Linked DNA regions of Homo sapiens: all the other regions are linked to region 1. Evidence: read pairs that join two places in POLR2A ChIA-PET (ENCODE). Cell type or tissue: CD4-positive, alpha-beta T cell. All regions are shown on one strand.

Region 1 (5,000 bases):
GTCTCAAACTCCTGACCTCAGGTGATCCACTTGTCTTCCAAAGTGTTGGGATTACAGGCGTGAGCCACTGTGCCTGGCCCGGATAAGCATTTTCGTAGAATATTATACCTAGTAATGCAATTTTTGATGCTAAACTCCCTTTGGAAGAGGTTAAATCAGTTTATTCTCCCATAAGCAACGATCTATGAAATGGCATCTCAGTGTGGTTTTAATTTACATTTTCTTGGTGACCAATGAGGTTGAACATTTTCCCCCATATGTTTATGGGTTATTTGGGCTTTTGGGAAACTAATTATTATCCCAATTTTTTTTGTTGGATTCATGTTCTTTATATGTTCTTTTTCACACTGTAACTTTCAAAAGTTGTTTATTTTATCATTTTTTATTTATCTGTTTGACATTCTTCATTGAATCTCTTGTTCTTTTGCATGAAGAACAGCACCTTAATTTGACCTACCAGCCTCCCCAGTACCATTCTGCCCCTGTACTCTGCTTGTTGAATTCCATAAATGCTTAAGGTTTCTCAGGTCTTTGCATATAGTCTTTCTTTCCTTGCCTGCCTAGCTAATTTCCTGTCTTACATTGTCTCTGTTAAAATATCACCCTCATGGGCCATGGTGGCTCATGCCTCTATTCCCAGCACTTTGGGAGACCAAGGCCGGGGGATGGGGATCACTTGAACTCAGGAGTTTGAGACCAGCCTGCGCAACATAGTGAGATCTTGTCTCTACAAAAAATGAAAAAATTAGCTGGGTGCCATGCACCTGTAATCCCAGCTACTTGAGAGGCTGAGATAGGAGGATCATTTGAGCTCCAGAGGTTGACGATGCAGTGAACTATGATTACACTACTGCATTCCAGCCTGGGTGGCAGAGTGGGACTCTGTCCCAAAAAAAATTAAAAAAAAAAAAATCACCCTCTTTATCTGCCTCAAATTAACATGTTTTAACCTCTACATTTGTTTATGAAAATAAAATAATTCTCATCAGAAGATTACAGAGGAAGAGGAGAGCTGTCGATATGTTCATTTCTGCCAGGGGATTTTAAAATGCATTGTGCAGAGTAATGAACAAGGATAAAAGTTGTTGAGCTTCAGCAGGAGTGAATGATTTGCTGGTGTCATAATGGTAGCCTCATTAATGATATCCCCCACTGCTCTTCATAATTCTGTTTTCTGTTTGGATGAAGGGTGATAAGGAAAACAGTGATATTGGACTGACTGAGGGAGGATATGTGGGTTTTAATCATGGCCTTGCAGCTACTTAGATTATGTGTTTGACTAAATTAGTGAAGGCTAAATTGCTGTCAACAGACCAAAAATGAATAATGGTCCAAACTTAATAGACATTTATTTCTCACTCGTGGAACAGTTAAGTTGGATGGCCCTCTTTGGTAGGTGGTTCTCTTTCAAATGGTTTCTTCCATCTTGTGACTCTGTCATCCTCTATTCCACTATGACCAGTGGAAGAGGAAAGAGAAGGTGTAAGTGTCACACCAACTTTCTTAAATTAAGCCCTGACCTGAAGTGACACAGGTCATTTCCACTGAACATTCCACTGGAAAGAACTTAGTACATGGCCACTTCTAATTGCACAGGAAGTTGGAATGTGTATCCGCTAAGTGCCCAGCCACAATCCTGTAACTGTGGAAGAAAAAAATTAGTCTCTGCCATAGTGACCTTGGTATAGTTGTCATATTTCTGTAGGTCTCAATTTCTAAGGTATAAGAAAAGGGATCTATACTCAGGAGATTTATCACACACACACCCTTCTTCCTTAGTGATTAAATTTAAAAGGCACAAGCAAAGTGTTTCCATCGTTTCTTCATTCGCCTTGTTCCAATTCAATTTTGAAGGATTATGAGATGCTAAAGGTAGTATTAATCATTGTCTTCTCCTTCTTATCACACCCAAGGTCTTCACAGCTCTGTGGCTTTATCCAGGCCCGAGTACAAACTGCATCATGGCCTTATAGCAAATGGAAGCTTATAATGTGAGATGAAATAATTCTGAAGTTTTAGTTGTAGGCAAATGTATTGGTATGATACTAGTTGCTTTTGAAATATAACTTGTTTAAATAGTCTACATTTTCTCTGGAAAATAAGAATTTTAAATATATTTTAAAACATCTAACAAAGTTGGCTAGAGCTTGAGTCAATTGATTCATAAATTTGGTCTGTGTTAGCAATTTAGTGCAAGGAAATTGTCTTGATAGTTTTGTAACCAAAGTTGGGTAATAGGAATTGTTTTTTAAAACTTTAATTTTTTTGAGACAGTGTCTCGCTCTTTCACCCAGGCTAGAGTACAGTGGCATTAACGTGGCCTTCTGTAGCCTCGACTGCCTGGCGTCAAGTGATCCTCTTTTACTTCAGCCTCCCAAGTAGCTGGGACCCTAAGTGTGCACCCCCTCACCTGGCTAATTAAAAAAATTTTTTGGGCCGGGCACGGTGGCACACGCCTGTAATCCCAGCACTTTGCGAGGCCGAGGCGGGCAGATCACCTGAGGTCAGGAGTTCGAGAGCAGCCTGGCCAACATGACAAACCCAGTCTCTACTAAAAAATACAAAAAAATTAGCCAGGCGTGGTGGTGGGCACCTGTAATCCCAGCTGCTCGGGAGTCTGAGGCAAGAGAATCACCTGAACCCGGGAGTCGGAGTTTGCAGTGAGCCAAGATTGCACCACTGCACTCCAGCCTGGGTGACAGAGTGGGACTCCATCTCAAAAAAAAAAAAAATTTCTGTAGAGATGGGGGTCTCACTATGTTGTCCAGGCTGGCTTCAAACTCCTGGGCTCAAGCCGCCCTCCTACCTCCATCTCCTAAAGTGCTAAGATTACAGCTATGAGCCACCATGCCTAGCCAGAAGTTTCATTTTCGTTTTTTGTTGTTTTTTTTTTTTTTGAGATAAGATCTCAGTCTGTCACCCAGGCTAGAGTGCAGTGCCAAGATCTTGGCTTACTATGGCCTCAACCTACTGGGCTCGAGCAATTCTCTCACCTCAACATCCTGAGTAGCTGGGGCTGCAGGTGAGCACCACCATGCCTGGCTAATTTTGTTTATTTTTTTGTAGAGATGAGGTCACACTGTGTTGCTTAGGTTGGCCTTGAGCTCCTGGGCTGAAGCGATTCTCCTGCCTTGGCCTCCCAGAGTGCTGGGATTACAGGCACGAGCCCAGAAGTTTCATTTTTATGTAAAGACTTAATTTTTAGCTGGAGCATTGTGGGTCATGCTTGTAACATCAGCACTTTGGGAAGCTGAGGCGGGAGGATTGCTTGAGGCCAGGAATTTTAGATCAGGCTGGGCAACATAGCGATACCCTGTCTCTACAAAAAAACAAAACAAAAAAACCCCACAAAATTAGTCAGGTGAAGTGGTGTATGCTTGTAGTCTCAGCTACTTAGGAGGCTGAGACAGGAGGATGGCTTGATCCCAGGAGGTAGAGGCTATAGTGAGCTAAGATGGCGCCACTGTATTCCAGCCTGCATGACAGTGAGAGACACTCAGAAAAAAGTCTCAGAGAAAAAAAGAAAAAAGACATAATTTTAAAAACATTTAGCCCACACTGCTTTCTTTTTGGAAATGATAGTAACATTCACAACTAAAGTAAGTTAATTATAGTTTAAGGGCTGGGCACAGTGGCTCACACCTGTAATCCTAGCACTTTGGGAGGCCAAGGTGGGCAGATCACGAGGTCAAGAGATCGAAACCATTGTGGCCAAAATGGTGAAACCCCATCTGTACTAAAAATACAAAAATTAGCTGGGCATGGTGGTACACACCTGTAATCCCAGCTACTTGGGAGGCTGAGGCAGGAGAATCACTTGAACCCTGGAGGCGGAGGTTGCAGTGAGCCGAGATTGCACCACTGCACTCCAGCCTGGCAACAGAGCAAGACGCCGTCTCAAAAAAACAAAAAAAACAAAAAAACAAAAGTTAGTTTTCTGGTGGGCTCACACATGTAATCCTAACACTTTGGAAGCCAAGGTGGGTGGATCACTTGAGGTCGGGAGTTCGAGACCAGTCTGGCCAACATTAGCAAAACTCTGTCTCTACTAAAAATACCAAAAATTAGCCGGGTGTGGTGATGTGTGCCTGTAATCTCAGCTACTTGGAAGGCTGAGGCAGGAGAATTGTTTGAACCTGGGAGGTAGAAGTTGCAGTGAGCTGAGGTCTCGCCACTGCACTCCAGCCTGGGCAACAGAGCGAGACTCTGTCTCAAAAGAAAAAAAAAAGTTCTCAGTGCCATTTAAATTTCAGTAGAACTTGGACCTGCATAATTCTAATTTTAGAGATTAACTTGTTTGCTGATATACTAAAGTTATCTGTATATTAGAAGAAAATATTTCTCATAAGAAATGCCCTTGGGCCAGGCATGGTGGCTCACACCTGTAATCCTAGCACTTTGGGAGGCCGAAGCAGGAGGATTGCTTGAGCTAGGGTTTCAAGACAGCCTGGGCAACAAAGCAAGACACTGTCTCTATTAAAAAAAAAAAAAATTTGGCCAGGTGCAGCGATTTCATGCTTGTAATCCCAGCCCTTTGGGAGGCTAAGGCAGATGGATCACTTGAGTTCAGGAGTTCGAGACCAGCCTGGGCAACATGGCAAAACCCCACGTCTACCAAAAATACAAAAAATTAGCCAGGCATGGTGGCATGCACCTGTGGTCCCAACTACTCGGGAGGCTTGATGTGGGAGGATTGCTTGAGCCCAGGAGGTAGATGTTGCAGTGAGCCAAGATCGTGCCACTGTACTCCATCCTGGGTGACAGAGTGACAGCCTGTCTCAAAAAAAAAAAAAAAAAAAAGAAGGCCGGGCGTGGTGGCTCACGCCTGTAATCCCAGCATTTTGGGAGGCTGAGGTGGGCAGATCATGAGGTCAGGAGATCAAGACCATCCTGGCTAACACGGTGAAACCCTGTCTCTACTAAAAATACAAAAAAATTAGCCGGGCATGGTGGTGGGTACCTGTAGTCTCAGCTACTCGGGAAGCTGAGGCAGGAGAATG
Region 2 (5,000 bases), 54 kb after region 1:
ATACAATATGTATAGCTATATCTATATTATCACATATAAATAAGCAAAAAATATAGAAGATTTATTATAAGAAATTGACTTAAATGATTATGGAGGTGGGCAACTGGAGACCCAAGAGAGCCAGTGGTTGAGTTCCAGTCTGAATCTGAAAGCCTGAGAACCAGGAATGCCAGTGGGTGTAGTTCCTATCTGAAGGCTGGTAGGCTTGACTCAAACCCAGGAAGAGCCAATGTTTCAGTTAGAGTCCCAAGGCAGGGAAAAAAGCCAATGTCCCAGTTACAAGGCAGTCAAGCAGGAAGAATTCTGTCTTACTTGGGGAGGGTCAGTCTTTGTTCTCTTCAGGTATTCAGCTAGTTGGATGAGGCTAGCCTACATCAGGGAGGGCAATCTGCTTTACCCAGTCTACTGATCACAATGTTAATCACATCCAAAATCACCCAGAATAATGTTTGACCAAATATCTCATTAGTAACACCCAGAAAAATGTTTGACCAAATACCAGGGTACCCTGTGACCTAATCAAGTTGACACATAAAATTAACCATTATAGTAGACCTTCTTTTTTTTTTTTTTCTGAGAGAGTCTCACTCTGTCACCCAGGCTGGAGTGCAGTGGCGCAATCTCACCTCACTGCAACCTCCGCCTCCCGGGTTCAAGTGATTCTCATGCCTCAGTGTCCGGTGTAGCTGGAATTATAGGCACCTGCCACCACACCCAGCTAATTTTTGTATTTTTAGTAGAGACAGGGTTTCGCCATGTTGGCCAGCCTGGTCTCAAACTCCTGACCTCAGGTGATCCACCCACCTCAGCCTTCCAAAATGCTGGGATTACAGATGTGAGCTACTATGCCCAGCCTGCCATCTTGATTTTGTTCTTTATCTTAAAGGACAGCATTCATTAAGTCTTTCAACTTTAAATATAATGTAGTTTTTTTCATAGATGCCCCTTATTCAAGAAATTCTCTTCCTAGTTTGCTGAAAATTTTTATCCTTTAAGAAAAAGTTAATCACTTTTTCTGCATTTTTTGAGATGATTTGTATATTTTAATTCATTGGTTTTCTTTTTTTTTTTTTTGAGACGGAGTCTCACTCTGCCACCCAGGCTGGAGTGCAGTGGCTCAATCTCGGCTCACTGCAAGCTCCCCCTCCCGGGTTCATGCCATTCTCCTGCCTCAGCCTCCTGAGTAGCTGGGACTATAGGCACCCGCCACCATGCCTGGCTAATGTTTTGTATTTTTTTTAGTAGAGACGGGGTTTCACCATGTTAGCCAGGATGGTCTCGATCTCCTGACCTCATGATCCACCCGCCTCGGCCTCCCAAAGTGCTGTGATTACAGGCGTGAGCCACTGCGCCTGGCATCCATTGGTTTTCAAAAGTTGAAACCAACCTTACTTTTCTGAAATAATGTTCACTCGGTCAAGATGTGTTAGCCTTTTTATACATTATTAAATTTGACTTATTAATATTTTGTTATGGATTTTATGGTCTATGCTCATAAGGAAAATTGAGGAATATTGGTGTGTTCTTGACTTGTAATGTCTTTCTTTGATTTTGGTATTAGAATAACGTTGGTCATATAATGAGGTGAGAAGCCTTCTCTATTTTCTGAACAAGTTTACGTTCAGAAAATACCAGTTGGACTGGTATTATTTATTGCTTAAATATTTAATTGAACTTACTCCATGCCAGCTGAGCCTTAAGTTTTCTTTATGGGAAGGTTTTTAATTAGAAACTTAATTTATAGCCAGGAGTCGTGGCTCATGCCTACATTCCCAGAACTTTGGGAGGCCGAGGCGGGTGGATCACCTGAGGTCAGGAGTTCGAGACCAGCCTAACCAACAGGCCGAGGCGGGCGGATCTCGAGGTCAGGAGATCGAGACCATCCTGGCTAACACTGAAACCTGGGAGGCGGAGGTTGCAGTGAGCTGAGGTCACACCATTGCACTCCAGCCTGGGCAGCAAGAGCGAAACTCCATCTCAAAAAAACAAAACAAAACAAAACAAAAAAAGAAAGAAATTCAAAATTTATTTAATGGGTATGGTAGACAGATTTTCTGTTTCTTTTGTGTCAATTTTGGTAATTTTTGTCTTTCAGAGAATTTGTTTTGTTGTTGTTTATTGGCATAAAGTTCATAGTAGTCCCTTATGTTAGTTTTCTGTTGCTGGATAACAAAATACCATAAACTTAAAACAACATTTACTTACTAGCTCAGCAATCTAGGTGTACTTTGGCTGCACTCCTTTTTGAAAGCTCTGAAAGAGTCTGCTTCTGAACTGATTCAAGTTGTTGGCCCAGTTCTGTTCCATGTGATTGTAGGCCTGAAGTCTCCAATTCCCTGCTGGCTGTTGGCTGGGGTCTTCTCTCTGTAACTAGAGACAGCTCTCAGATCCTTGCCCTGTGGCCCTGTCTAACTTTTAAGTCTGGAAAATTTCTCACGCATCAAATTTTCTCATTCTTTGACTCTTTTGCTAGGAAGAGCTGAGTGTCTTTTAAGGGTTCAACAAATAAGTCAGTCTCACTGAGGATTCTCTGCCCTCCTTAAAGCTGACAGTATCATATAGTATAACCTAATCACAGGCGTCTAATCCATCGTATTTGCAGTCTGAGAGATCATATAGGACACATGACTCTGTATGAGGTCTATAACAGAAATCTCAAATGTTCAGTGTTGACTCACCACTCTGCCTCCCTGGCACTTGAACATCTTCCATCTCTGTGGGAGTGCTTGGAATTCTGTAGCATATAGCTTCCTGATCAATCTTTCCTTGGCCTTGTAGGGCTTTTTGTTTGTTTTTTGTTTTTTTAAAGACAGTCTTGCTCCGTCACCCAGGTTGGAGTGGAGTGGATAAACACGGCTCACTGCAGCCTTGACTTCCTGGGTTCAAGATACCCTCCTGCCTCAGACTCCTGTATATCTGGGACTACAGGCATGCACCACCACACCCAGCTAATTTTTTTTTTTTTTTGACTTTTTATAGAGACGAGATTTCACTGTGTTGTCCAGGTTGGCCTTGAACTCCTCCGCTCAAGTGATCCTTCTGCCTCAGCCTCCCAAAGTGCTGGGATTTCAGGCATGAGCCACCGAGCCTGGCTAGCCTTGTAGTGTTTTCCTCTTTCATGTGTACATCTTAATTAATATTCAGCAGAAGCCTGAACTCAGTGTTGCCTAAAGTCTAGAAGATGACATTATTTATAGCTGTTTATAGCTCTAGTGGGAAAGGGGTCTTCTAACTCTCAGAGAATGTATGAATTGTACCTCTTTTTCTCCTCTTTTTGTTTCTTTTTTCTCTTCTGCATTGCCCCGGTCTCTGAACAGTATTGTGGCAATAGCAACGGTGGTAGCAGTGGCAGTGGCAGGAGAAGCGGGGACAGGCAGAGCCTAAGACTCAGAGTTGAATGTCCGTTTCAATTATAGGAGTTGTAGATACAAGAGAATGGAGTAAGTCTCCCCTTCCCTCACCCCCCTAGTGTTTAGCATAGTTGCAGGAAGTGTGAGTGAATAAAGCCGCAGCTTTCTGGTTGGATAACAAGTAAAGGGGAACCCCAGCCTACTAAAAAATACTTGGAACATTGCAGAGTGAGATAAGCTCAGGAAAGCAACCTCTTAAAGTTATCTGTGTTTATAAGCTTATTCCTGAGCTGTGCATATGAGGATCTGCTCTTAACAGTCTACATACTTTGAGAACTGAACAGTGGCATATTCCATTAGCCAAGTCTCAAACTGGTTAATGTGTAGTGCACACATGGGACAGATGCAAATAGCCCTGCAAGAAGACTTGAAAACTGAACTGGTATCGGAACTGTAGCTCACAGAAGGCTCATGGAAACTTCCAACTGTTGAACCTAACTAACTATGGTCCCCCAAAACAAAAATATCAACATTCTCCATAGGATATAAACAAGACCCAATGTCTCATAACATAATAGACAAAATATCTGGAATACAATTCAAAATTAGTTGACACATAAAGAATGAGGAAAATCTGAAGTTGTGTGGACAATGATAGTTCAATAGACGTCAGTGACGAGATGACACAGATGTTGGAATTATCTCACAAAGACATTAAAGCAGTTATGAAAATGCTATAACAACTAAGGGCAAATCAGCAGGAGGGACTGGAGAGGGAGAAAGTTTCAGCCATTAAATAGAAGATATAAGGAAGAATCAAATGGAAAATTCAGAACTAAAAAATATAATAACTGAAATTTAAAAATACACTGAATGGACCCAATAGCAGAATGGTGATGAAAAAGGAAAGGATCAGTGAACTTAAAGATTAATCAATACAAATTTTCCAGTTTGAACAACAGAGAGAAAAATGGGAGAAAAATTCGATAGAGCCCCAGGAACCTGTGAGAAAATACTAGAAAGTCTAACATTTGTGCAATCTGACTTTGAGAAAAATAAGAGAAAGAGTACAGTTCAGGAAGACTACTTAAGGAAATAATCACAGGAAACTAGATTATCGGCAAAGTCAGCAAAAGACAGAAACACAAATTCAAGAATCCCAAGAGAAATACAAGTGCAGACATATCCTGTATCACACGTATTAGTCATACATCATAATTCCCCATAGCCTAGTTATATAGGTCTCAGGACTCCTTATCTATTAAAGTATATAACCCAAGGAACTTGTATCTTTAATCTTAAACATTAAAAATATATATATTTAGGGAGTATAAATGCATATTTCTTACATGCATATATTGCATAGAAGTGAAGTCTGGGCATATATTGCATAGAAGTGAAGTCTGGGCTTTTAGTGTATTTATCACCCAAATACTGAACACTGCCCAACAGGTAAATTTTCAAACCTCACACCCACACCCCCTACCCCCACACCTTCCCCGTATTTTCCTCTTTTTATCTTCTTTCAGTGCCTGGAACACTGAATAAATATTTGTGCAATGAATGAATACATTTTAACGTAACTGTCTCTAACATTTTATCCTTAGTTGAAGGTCATGTAGTATTCTTCTCATAAGTCAGAACAAAGCT
Region 3 (5,000 bases), 110 kb after region 1:
GTAAAATTGCTTTGCTAAGAATCCTTTGTTCAAGTGTTCAGTTTCCTTAGGATTTTGAGTGTTATTCCTAACAGTTCTTTGTCGGGTCCAGATCCTACCTCATGGGCCTAAGTCCGTGACTGTTTTTGGTGGGCATTGAAATGTCAGCCAAGTCTAACTTCCTGAGCCACTGCTGTGAGAAATCTCTATTTTTGGAACCTAGAGGTCTTTTTTTCTTTCTTTTTTAACCACACCTATTTATAAAACCTTTGGACTTCATCATTTTTTTAATGTGATTTAGTATCTGCAACAACCTTAGTCTACAAGGTTGCTGGAAACGGTTAGACGTGTGATCGACTTTGTTCCTGCAAGATTATAATATCTCCTGATTAATTTCTTAAGTTTCAGTTATAGTCTGTTATTATGAAACATATGTGTATATATATTTTTAAAACTTGCAACCCTTGCTGTTTATTGACTGAACCAGGCATTGTATTAAGTTCTTCTCGTAAGTAATATCGTATAGGCTTACATATCTATGGGGCTATGTTATTTCTTTTTAACACATTAAAAATTAAAATGCTAGAGGTTTTAAACAAAGGTTACAGAAATATTAAATGGCAGAGCTAAATTCAAATCCAGGACTGTCAGACTCTAAATTAATGCCTGTTTATTATTTTACCAGTCTGGCTAAGTGAGAAAATAATGTGGTAAGACATGTCTAGTACTACTCTTTGTTTATCAGAGTATAATGGTGCCTAAAATACCTAAATTTCCTTTTTTTTAAAAAAAGAAATAATTTTTTATTTTTAGGTTTTTCCAAGTTACACTTTCCAGTAGTGTAAAGGTAGAAAGAGCAATTTGGGATTGTAGCTGTGATTAGAATAAAGAAAAGAGATCATAATTCATCTAAAAAGGACACTGTGGCTACTACAGGTGACAGATTTTTTTCTTTTAAATTAGGAGGAATTTCTAATGCAGCTGTGTAAAAATAGAATTAGTAGCTTTGAATAGGTAGCTAGTTTTTCAAACACTCATAAGGTATACTGCATAGATAAGAGGAATAGGTCATTAGAATAAACTGTCTGCTTGAGGACCATAAACCCAGTTGGACCTGGGCTACCTGTTTTTGTAAATGAAATTTTATTGGCACACAGCCACTTGGTTACATATTATGTATGGCTGCTTTTGTGCTGCAACTGCAGAGTTGAGTGTTTAGTCTGTAGTGCCTAAAATATTTATTATCTGGCTCATTCTGGGAAGAGTTTACCAACTCCTCCTATATAAAGTAAGCCCCCAGGAATATGTTTTTACTTGACTGATCCCACAAAAAAGGAGGGAAACTTTAAGCTGAAGTTTAGTAACTCATTTGTTCTTTCCAAGGTTAGCACAGAAGCTACACAGTGGTCTCCTTTGCTAATTAGTAGATTCAGGCCATATCATGAGCTTCATTTAGTTATGAAAAGCTAAGCTAAAGACTGTTTCCTGGCATTCTTAGTTCCATCAGCCTAATTGAAAACCCCAACCAAGTTATTCTCTCTTAGTTTTGATTTTATTTATCTAAATGTAAAGCACATTTAGCATCAAATGAAGTTCATTGTGACCTCAGACAATGGGAGGCACCCACATGTGGGAGTGCTGGAAATAAACCTAGTGTCTAGCTGATGGGAAGCATTGTGCGAAGAAAAAGGAACTTGTCTGTCCAGTGAGATCTTTGCTGACTTTTTGTACTTTGACCCCATGTTTTTAAAAAATGAAGGACTTTAATTTTTTTTTAAGTTCATTTCCAAACTGGTACCTTTTTCTCACCAAACCTTTTTTACTGTTTCTATAAATATATGTGCTCCAATGTTTCTATTTTGTTTGTTTTTTCTTTCGGCCAGCTGTTTAGGTTAAAGTGGGTCATGTAGCACACACTCTTTTAAGGTCAATCCCAAATCTTGAGGTACCTTCTGTACATTACTGTTTTAGTACTTGTAACAGTGCCATGTTTGCATGAATGAAAATACATAATGCTCATTTTCATTTTTCTATGACGTTCCAAAATACTCTTTTGATACCTTTCATGTCAGCTTAGATCATTTATAAGACATTGATGTGTTAGGACTCCCTGACCTCCTTTGGTGAAGAAGTAATAAGCAAATCTTATAGGCTGGCTACATATAAACCTATCTGGCCGTGGGTAGATTTGCCAGTCCTCTGCACACCCCCACTCTACCCCAACAAATACATGTGAAATCAATTTTTTGACAGTTGCCTCCATTAAGACTTCATATCTGAATTACACTAATGGAGTTTACATTTTACATCCCCCCCCCCTTTTTTTTTTTTTTTTTTTGAAACAGGGTCTCACTGTATCACCCCAGCTGGAGTGCAGTAGCACAATCATGGTTCACCGCAACCTCAACTCCTTGGGCTCAGGTGATCTTCCATCTCAGCCTCCTGAGTAGCTGCCACAGGCACCTGTCATCACACCTGGCTAATTTTTTTACTTTTTGTAGAGACAAAGTTTCACCATGTTGCCCAGGCTGGTCTTAAACTCCTTGACTCAAGCAGTCCGCCCACCTTGGCCTCCCAAAGTGCTAGGATTACAGGCGTGAGCCACCGCACCTGGCCTACTTCCCTTTTAAGAGACCTATACAAAAGTTATTTAATGATAGTGGTGTCAGCATCTCAGAGGGTTGGAGGAAGAAGGTGGAAATAATGCAAGCATTAGGTAAAAGATTTAAACTTTTCTCCTTTGGAAGCCATGGCTAAGGTACTACTCAGACTTTGGTCATTGTGTCAGAGTCAGAATCAGAGATAAGAAAGATAAATACCACATAATATCACTCATAAGTAGAAGCTAAATAATATATACACATAGAAGCAGGGTGTGGGTTGATGGGTAGTGGGGACTTAGAGGGATGGCATGGGTGGTTGATGGCAGGTTGCTTGGTGAGTACAATGTGTGTTGCTACAGTGATGGATGCACTGAAGGCCCTGACTTCACCACAGTGCAATATATCAATGTAGCAAAATTGTACTTCTACCCCATGAATATATACAAGTTGTAAAACAAATTTTTAAAGCCAGATAACTTGCTATATACCTGTTTAGAGTAAGGATATGGAGCTGCCATCCCCGTGTTGTAGAATTTATTTCATTTTTAAATGTTTGATTTAGTGTGAAAGGTAACAGATTGCTACTTCAGTCAGAGAGTCTGAGAAAGGAGGGTAAACATTACTGAAATTGTAGTCTTGGCCTTTGTAAGAAGTGTAGAAGTTGAGTGCAGAGGGTACCTAGGTGAGATGATTAGGGCTCCAAGAGTTTGTCCCCAGCTTGACTTCTGTCAAACTCTCTGAGAAGGATGTTTTTTCCTTCTCATTGTGAACATTCTACCCTCAAGGCACTGAAAGCTTTCATCGTTGCCTGCTTTTGAAAAGGAAGTTATTGGACTTCTGCCTACCTTGGCTGCAACTGGAGTGAGAGGAGATGCAGGAAAGTGAGAAAGTGCACTTTAACCTGGCAGTGTTTGCTTTACATGTGTTATGTCATGATAAGAATAAGGGGTCTCATTAAAAACATTAATGCTGCATTAGGAGAATGCTTCATTCTCTTATTTTGTATTTTGACAGTTCTGCCCCCAACCTCATTTTGCTAGAACTAGAAAAGTGCTTTTATTATTATTTTTTTCTGAGATGGAGTTTTGCTCTTATTGCCCAGGCTGGAGTGCAATGGTGCAATCTCAGCTCGCTGTAACCTCCGCCTCCTGGGTTCAAGCAATTCTCCTGCCTCAGCCTCCTGAGTAGCTGGGATTACAGGTGCCTGCCACCATGCCTGGCTAATTTTTTGTATTTTTAGTAGACACAGGGTTTCAGCTTGTTGGCCAGGCTGGTCTCGAACCCCTGATCTCAGGTGATCCACCTGCCTCGGCCACCCAAAGTGCTGGGATTACAGGCATGAGCCACCGTGCCCGGATGAAAAGTGCTTTTAAAAAAGCATACCCCGTCTCTACTAAAAATACAAAAAAAAAAATTAGCCAGACATGGTGGCAGGCGCCTGTAGTCCCAGCTACTCGGGAGGCTGAGGCAGGATAATGACGTGAACCCGGGAGGTGGAGCTTGCAGTGAGCCGAGATTGCGCCACTGCACTCCAGCCTGGGCGACAGAGCGAGACTCTGTCTCAAAAAATAAATAAATAAATAAAATAAAAATAAATAAAAAAGCATAAAATAATTCAATTTTTTTGAAGGACTTTTAGAAACTGTTTAATTTTAGAAACTATCTGATTGTGATACATGCTAACACACTCATATACTCCCTCCTCCCCACAACACACACACAGCCTCTCTTTGTCGCTCATAAAGTCCTTCGGAAGCTTTCTCAGTGCTTTTAGGAGTATGACAGAAGTCCTTACATGGCCAACAGGAACCTGCATGGTCTTTTCACCACTTACTGTGTCTTCCTCATCTTTCTGTTGTGCTCCCCCTTGTGCTCTCCTCCAGCCCTGCTGTCATTCCTCCACATGGAAGTCTTTTTTTTTTTTTTTTTTTTTTTGAGACAGAGTCTCGCTCTGTCGCCAGGCTGGAGTGCAGTGGCGCAATCTCGGCTTACTGCAACCTCCGCCTCCTGGGTTCAAGCGATTCTCCTGCCTCAGCCCCCCAAGTAGCTGGGACTATAGGAGCACACCACCACGTCCAGCTAATTTTTGTATTTTTAGTAGAGACAGGGTTTCACCATGTTGGCCAGATCTGCTGACCTGGTCGTGATCTCCTGACCTTGTGATCCACCCACGTTGGTCTCCCAAAGTGCTGGGATTACAGGTGTGAGCCACCGCACCCGGCCAGGAAGTCTTTTTTGACTCCTGCCATGTTCTCCTGGCACTTCTTCCTTATACAGAGATCACACATGCACATTGTACATTTGCTCAGTGAGTGTAGGGACTGCTGCTCTGGTTTTCTTGTTTGTTTGTTGCTTATTTCTGTATCACCAGGATCTAACACAATGCTTGGTTAGCTGTACCCGAGTATTTACTGAGTG
Region 4 (5,000 bases), 72 kb after region 1:
TTTTTTTATTTTGTCGAGACAAGGTCTCGCTATACTGCCAAGGCTGGTCTCAAAACTCCTGGCCTCAAGTGATCCTCCCAAAGTGCTAGGATTACAGGCATGAGCCACTGTTACTGACCTGTATTTTAAACGGTTATTTTAACAAGTTAGTATTTTAAACATACTTCCAACAAATAATGTACCATTATTTTGCTAGTAACAAGTTAACTCTAGTATTAACAAATTATTCATTTAGCTCATTAGAGATTGTCTAGTCTCGCTATGGGACATAACTTTTAAGTTTTGTGATGGGTAGCTTTGTCTTTAAATCTTATGCATCTCCATACCATATTTAGGAATGAAATAGACTAAACTTCTTTTTTTTTTTTTTTTTTTTTTTGCGACGGAGTTTCGCTCTTGTTGCCCAGGCTGGAGTGCCATGGTGTGATCTTGGCTCACTGCAACCTCTGCCTCCCAGGTTCAAGCGATTCTCCTGCCTCAGCCTCCCTGCTAGCTGGGATTACAGGCATGTGCCACCACGTCCAGCTAATTTTGTATTTTTAGTAGAGACAGGGTTTCTCCATGTTGGTCAGGCTGGTCTGGAACTCCCGACCTCAGGTGATCCGCCCACCTCGGCCATCCCAAAGTGCTGGGATTACAGGCGTGAGCCACCGCGCCTGGCCGTATTTCTGAATATATTTCTTATTTTAATGAATGTGTGTTGCTTTCAGCATTTTTTGTAGGTTTTTTTTTTCTTTTTTTTTTTGAGAAATTCTCCTAAGGAACAGTGTCTTCTTTATAATAACCTTTGTTGCTCCTAATTGTGCTAACTTTCTTCATGAGTAGAAGGAACATCTCTAATTAGGGAGAAATAGTAAAAACACTTTTTTTTTTTTGAGATGGAGTCTCGCTCTGTCACCTCGGCTGGAGTGCAGTGGTGTGATATGCGCTCACTTCAAGCTCCACCTCCTGGGTTCATGCCATTCTCCTGCCTCAGCCTCCCCAGTAGCTGGGACTACAGGTGTCCACCACCACACCTGGCTAATTTTTTGTATTTTTAATAGAGACGGGGTTTCACAGTGTTAGCCAGGATCGTCTCGATCTCCTGACCTCGTGATCCACCCACCTCAGCCTCCCAGAGTGCTGGGATTACAGGCGTGAGCCACCACTCCCAGCCTAAAACACTTTTTCTTTAGTTGGCTTTAGCCTGAAATTTGAGGTAAATGGAGCACCTTCCACACGCTTTTATTTCTCAAATACTACTCAAAATACCCTCATCAAGTGAGGTAGATGGTTTTATTTCCATTTTTACAGATAAGTGAAGCTCAGAGAAAATAAGTTAGTCTTACATAGCTGTTTCAAACCTAGGATTTGAATGAAAGACTATTCAAATCTTCCCATTGGTCTATACTGCTTTCCCAAATGTTGGAATTTTTAGTGTAAATCTTGCATTATAATAGTGGTTTTCTTTTTCTTTTTTCCTGTCTTTATAGTTTGTTGATATATCTAGTGAAGTTGTAAACTAATTTGAATTTGAATTTTTTAATTCATGGCTTTGTAAGTGACATTTCAAAATGTTCATGTACTAGCAGTTGTCACCTGAAAAATTACTTTTGGATAATCATTTACTGACATATCTATAAACTCTTTGCAATCTAATAGTGTGTGTGTGTGTGTCCTTCTATTCCTATCCTCTCCAGCATGTACCTCTAACAGTTTTCACTAATTATGTTATTCCCCAAATGTAGGAGAACTGTGTATATTTGACGTATTTCTTTTTGTTTGTTTGTTTGTTTGACTCAGGGCCTCACCCTGTCACCCAGGCTGGAGTGTAGTGACTTGAACACAGCTCACTGTAGCCTTGCCCTCCTGGGCTCAGCCTCCCTCCTCAGCCCCCCAAGTAGCTGGTACTATAGGCATACGCCACCACACCCGGCTTTTTTTTTTTTTTTTTTTGTATTTTTTGTAGAGACAGGGTTTCGCCATGTTGCCCAAGCTGGTCTCGAACTCCTGGGCTCAAGTGATTTTCACCTCCTCAGCCTCCCAAAGTGCTAGGATTATAGGCATGAGCCACAGCTCCCAGCCTATTTGACATATTTCTTAGGAGGAACTAAACTTTCACAATACAATAAAATATAGCAGCAAAATACTGTACTTTCTTGAGAATCTTAATTTAGACTCACACATGTTCTCCAGAATCACCAACCAACTTGACTAGTATTTTTAGTAAAAATTACAATTTTTGGTGGTGTTAACTTGGCATAATACTATGAACCTGACTTCCTCTCTGAGAAAATGTATGATAAAAAATAATAAATGAACACATTAGTTCTGCATGTGTCAGCTCTAGAATTGTTACATTTAACCCAGTAGGGGCAAACAAGAAGCAAAGAAACTACAAATAATCTACCATCCAGAGTCCCTAGGTCATCATTACAAGGTATACAATCACGTTTATTATTTTTTTTCCTAACTTTCCATAATTTTTTTATGTGGACTAGGAAATACAAATGTCGATTCCTGTTTTTCCCCCTATACTTACACAAAATGACACATTCTGTGTAATGTTCTGCTTCTTGCTTTATTCACCATATCTACATATCTACATATCACCATATCTTCTCTACGTATCTATGTAGAGAACTGTTTTTCCCCCCATGCCTGGACTGTTAGATTTTTTTTTTTAAGCAGAATTGTGTTCTGATAGTTCAAACAGTGCTGCTATAATGAATAACCATGCTTATGTACAGTGTATATCTGAGATAAATTCCTTAGAGGTGGGTTTATTGATTCAAAGAATAGATAAATTTATAATTCTTATCATTACAAATTGTTCCTCAATAGCGTGTATCAATTTTTGCTCTCCATGTGTAGTATATATGAATGCCTTTTTTTTTTGCCACATATGGTGGTTCACATGTATAATCCCAATGCTTTGGGAGACTGAGGCAGGAGGATCACTTGAGTCCAGGAGATTGAGACCAGCCTGGACAACATAGTGAGACTCTGTCTCCCTATACACACAGAAAAAGAGTGCCTTTTTTTCTGATCACTTTTGAACAAGGCTAAAGGATTACCTCTATGTATGGGGCTAATAAGTACTAAAATACTAAATTTGATTTCAGTTAGGTTGCATTTGATAGGACAAAAGTAAAATAGTACTAGAGAGCAGAAGTATGAAACTGTAAATTGCTGAGAAATCAGCTCTAGAGTTGTATAAATTATTAGAATTGAGCCAGGTGCAGTGGTGTGTGTGTGCCTGTAGTCCCAGTTACTCAGGTGCTTGAGGCAGGAGGATCGTTTGGGGCTAGGAGTTTGTATCCAGCCTGGGCAATGTGGCAAGACCCCGTCTCTAAAAAAACAGGAAGATTAAAAAAAAAAAAAAAGAGTTGCCTCCATCCAGGTGAAAATTGAGTTTGGGCTGGGTGTGATTGCTCACACCTGTAATTCCAGCACTTTTGGAGGCTGAGTTGGGTGGATCTCTTGAGCTCAGGAGTTCAAGACCAGCCTGGGTAACATGGTGAAACCCTGTCTCTACCAAAAATTAAAAAATTAGCTGGGCATGGTGGCATGCGCCTGTGGTCCCAGCTACTCAGGAGGCTAAGGTGGGAGGATCACTTGAGCCTGGGAGGTGGAGGTTGCAGTGAGCCAAGATCATGCCACTGCACCCCAACCTGGGTGACAGAAACCCTGTCTCAAAAAAAAAAAAAAAAAAAGAAAAAGAAAAAATTGAGTCCGTGAGGTGAGAAAATATTTAAAAAGATGAACGAAGAATTAAGGAACGAAAACTTGTAAAGATTTTCCAGCTTTAGGAAATAATTCTGAGTGTGCATACTTTATGGACATTAGACCTAATTAGAGTAGAGCTGATATTTTTTTTCCTTAGGAGATACAGAAAGAACAACTGTACTACAGTCAGTATAAGAAAAGAAAAATTACTTTGGAGAGAGAGGATCTTAGATTGTACACCTAACTCTATTTTCTCATCATGAGTTTCTTATCTGTGAAATAAAAAAATTATATGATGCGAACTCCAGAGTTTTCTAACTACACTGAAATTCTAAAATCACACACACAGTTCTGTGAATTGACCATATTTAGCGTGGTGGAAAAGGAAAAGGAAGGAGTACCTTGAAGAAAGAAGCAGTTGGTGAGGTAAAAGGAGCGCCACTTAATGGAGTATTCCAGAGGCTACCAGAGAAGGTATTTTCTGTCAGCAGTTGCAGGATAATAAAGAGCATTATCGTTAGATTTGATAAGAAGAATGTCATTGATGACTTAAAATACCAATTTGGTTATTGTGACAACCATGAAAACCAGATTACATGTGATTAAGAAGTCCATATGTAGTGATGAGATTATAGTTTCTATGGGCCACCTAATTTTGATGGAGAGAGAGCAGTTCCAATTAAAGTCTTTTCAAGATTGAGAACTAAATTTGAATTAAGAGGTAAAGTAGTCATTCAGTTTTGTTAACTTTCTCATTTTTAAAACATGTATGCAAACTCACACTGAAATTTTGTTCCAAGCATTAACAGAAAATTAGAGGATTACTGATAGAATTGTCTGTCACACTTCTGTAGTTGACATACTTCTAAGGTGATTTTCATGGGAGGAGATCCATTACAGCTTTTTTAAAGCCTAGTTTTAAAGACATTTTTTAAGAACCAAAATTATTTGCATGTTTTAGATGAACTCGAAGAAATGTTGAATCCAATGGGAACTGTTCAAACAAATCCATATACTGAAAATGCAACAGCTTTGCATGTTAAATTTCCAGAGAATAAAAAACAACCTTATTATTACCCTCCCTTCGATAAGGTAAGCTAATTATTTAAAGGACCTCTATGCATGAAATGATTGAATGATCAGTTCCTCTATGTATAGTTTAAGCTCTATCTGTCTCTTTCAAAACTTCCCATACAGTGACAGCTTTGTTGAGTGGGAAGACCATGGATCAGGGAGCCTTCTTAACTCTGTTAGTTTTGGTTTTATCACTGACTAAGTAAGAAAAGGTACCT

Evidence for each region. ChIA-PET counts read pairs that join two places held together with the same protein. Peaks named below come from ENCODE experiments on the same cell type or tissue, not always from the same donor. Only the 100,000 strongest peaks of a DNase experiment are listed, where the experiment ranks them.
Region 2: POLR2A ChIA-PET joins it to region 1 with 6 read pairs; 7 of 35 experiments call an interaction of 5 or more read pairs at or near these places.
Region 3: POLR2A ChIA-PET joins it to region 1 with 5 read pairs; 2 of 35 experiments call an interaction of 5 or more read pairs at or near these places.
Region 4: POLR2A ChIA-PET joins it to region 1 with 8 read pairs; 10 of 35 experiments call an interaction of 5 or more read pairs at or near these places.

What each region holds. Positions count from the first base shown.
Region 1 is chr3:138,779,189-138,784,188 of GRCh38, reverse strand. The region is part of intron 2 of PIK3CB (phosphatidylinositol-4,5-bisphosphate 3-kinase catalytic subunit beta); the gene reads left to right. Among named protein-coding and RNA genes, the nearest start is that of PIK3CB, 53 kb to the left of the region's middle. In CD4-positive, alpha-beta T cell, no CTCF peak of the experiment used is centred here; a DNase peak (open chromatin) is centred at 2,968; H3K4me3 peaks cover 594 bases; H3K27ac peaks cover 1,102 bases.
Region 2 is chr3:138,724,854-138,729,853 of GRCh38, reverse strand. The region is part of intron 8 of PIK3CB (phosphatidylinositol-4,5-bisphosphate 3-kinase catalytic subunit beta); the gene reads left to right. Among named protein-coding and RNA genes, the nearest start is that of PIK3CB, 110 kb to the left of the region's middle. In CD4-positive, alpha-beta T cell, no CTCF peak of the experiment used is centred here; no DNase peak of the experiment used is centred here.
Region 3 is chr3:138,666,725-138,671,724 of GRCh38, reverse strand. All of the region lies in intron 19 of PIK3CB (phosphatidylinositol-4,5-bisphosphate 3-kinase catalytic subunit beta), which reads left to right. Among named protein-coding and RNA genes, the nearest start is that of FAIM, 60 kb to the right of the region's middle. In CD4-positive, alpha-beta T cell, no CTCF peak of the experiment used is centred here; no DNase peak of the experiment used is centred here.
Region 4 is chr3:138,706,959-138,711,958 of GRCh38, reverse strand. PIK3CB (phosphatidylinositol-4,5-bisphosphate 3-kinase catalytic subunit beta) reads left to right here. Exons shown (of 24, transcript NM_006219.3): 11 at 4,670-4,800. Among named protein-coding and RNA genes, the nearest start is that of FAIM, 100 kb to the right of the region's middle. In CD4-positive, alpha-beta T cell, no CTCF peak of the experiment used is centred here; no DNase peak of the experiment used is centred here.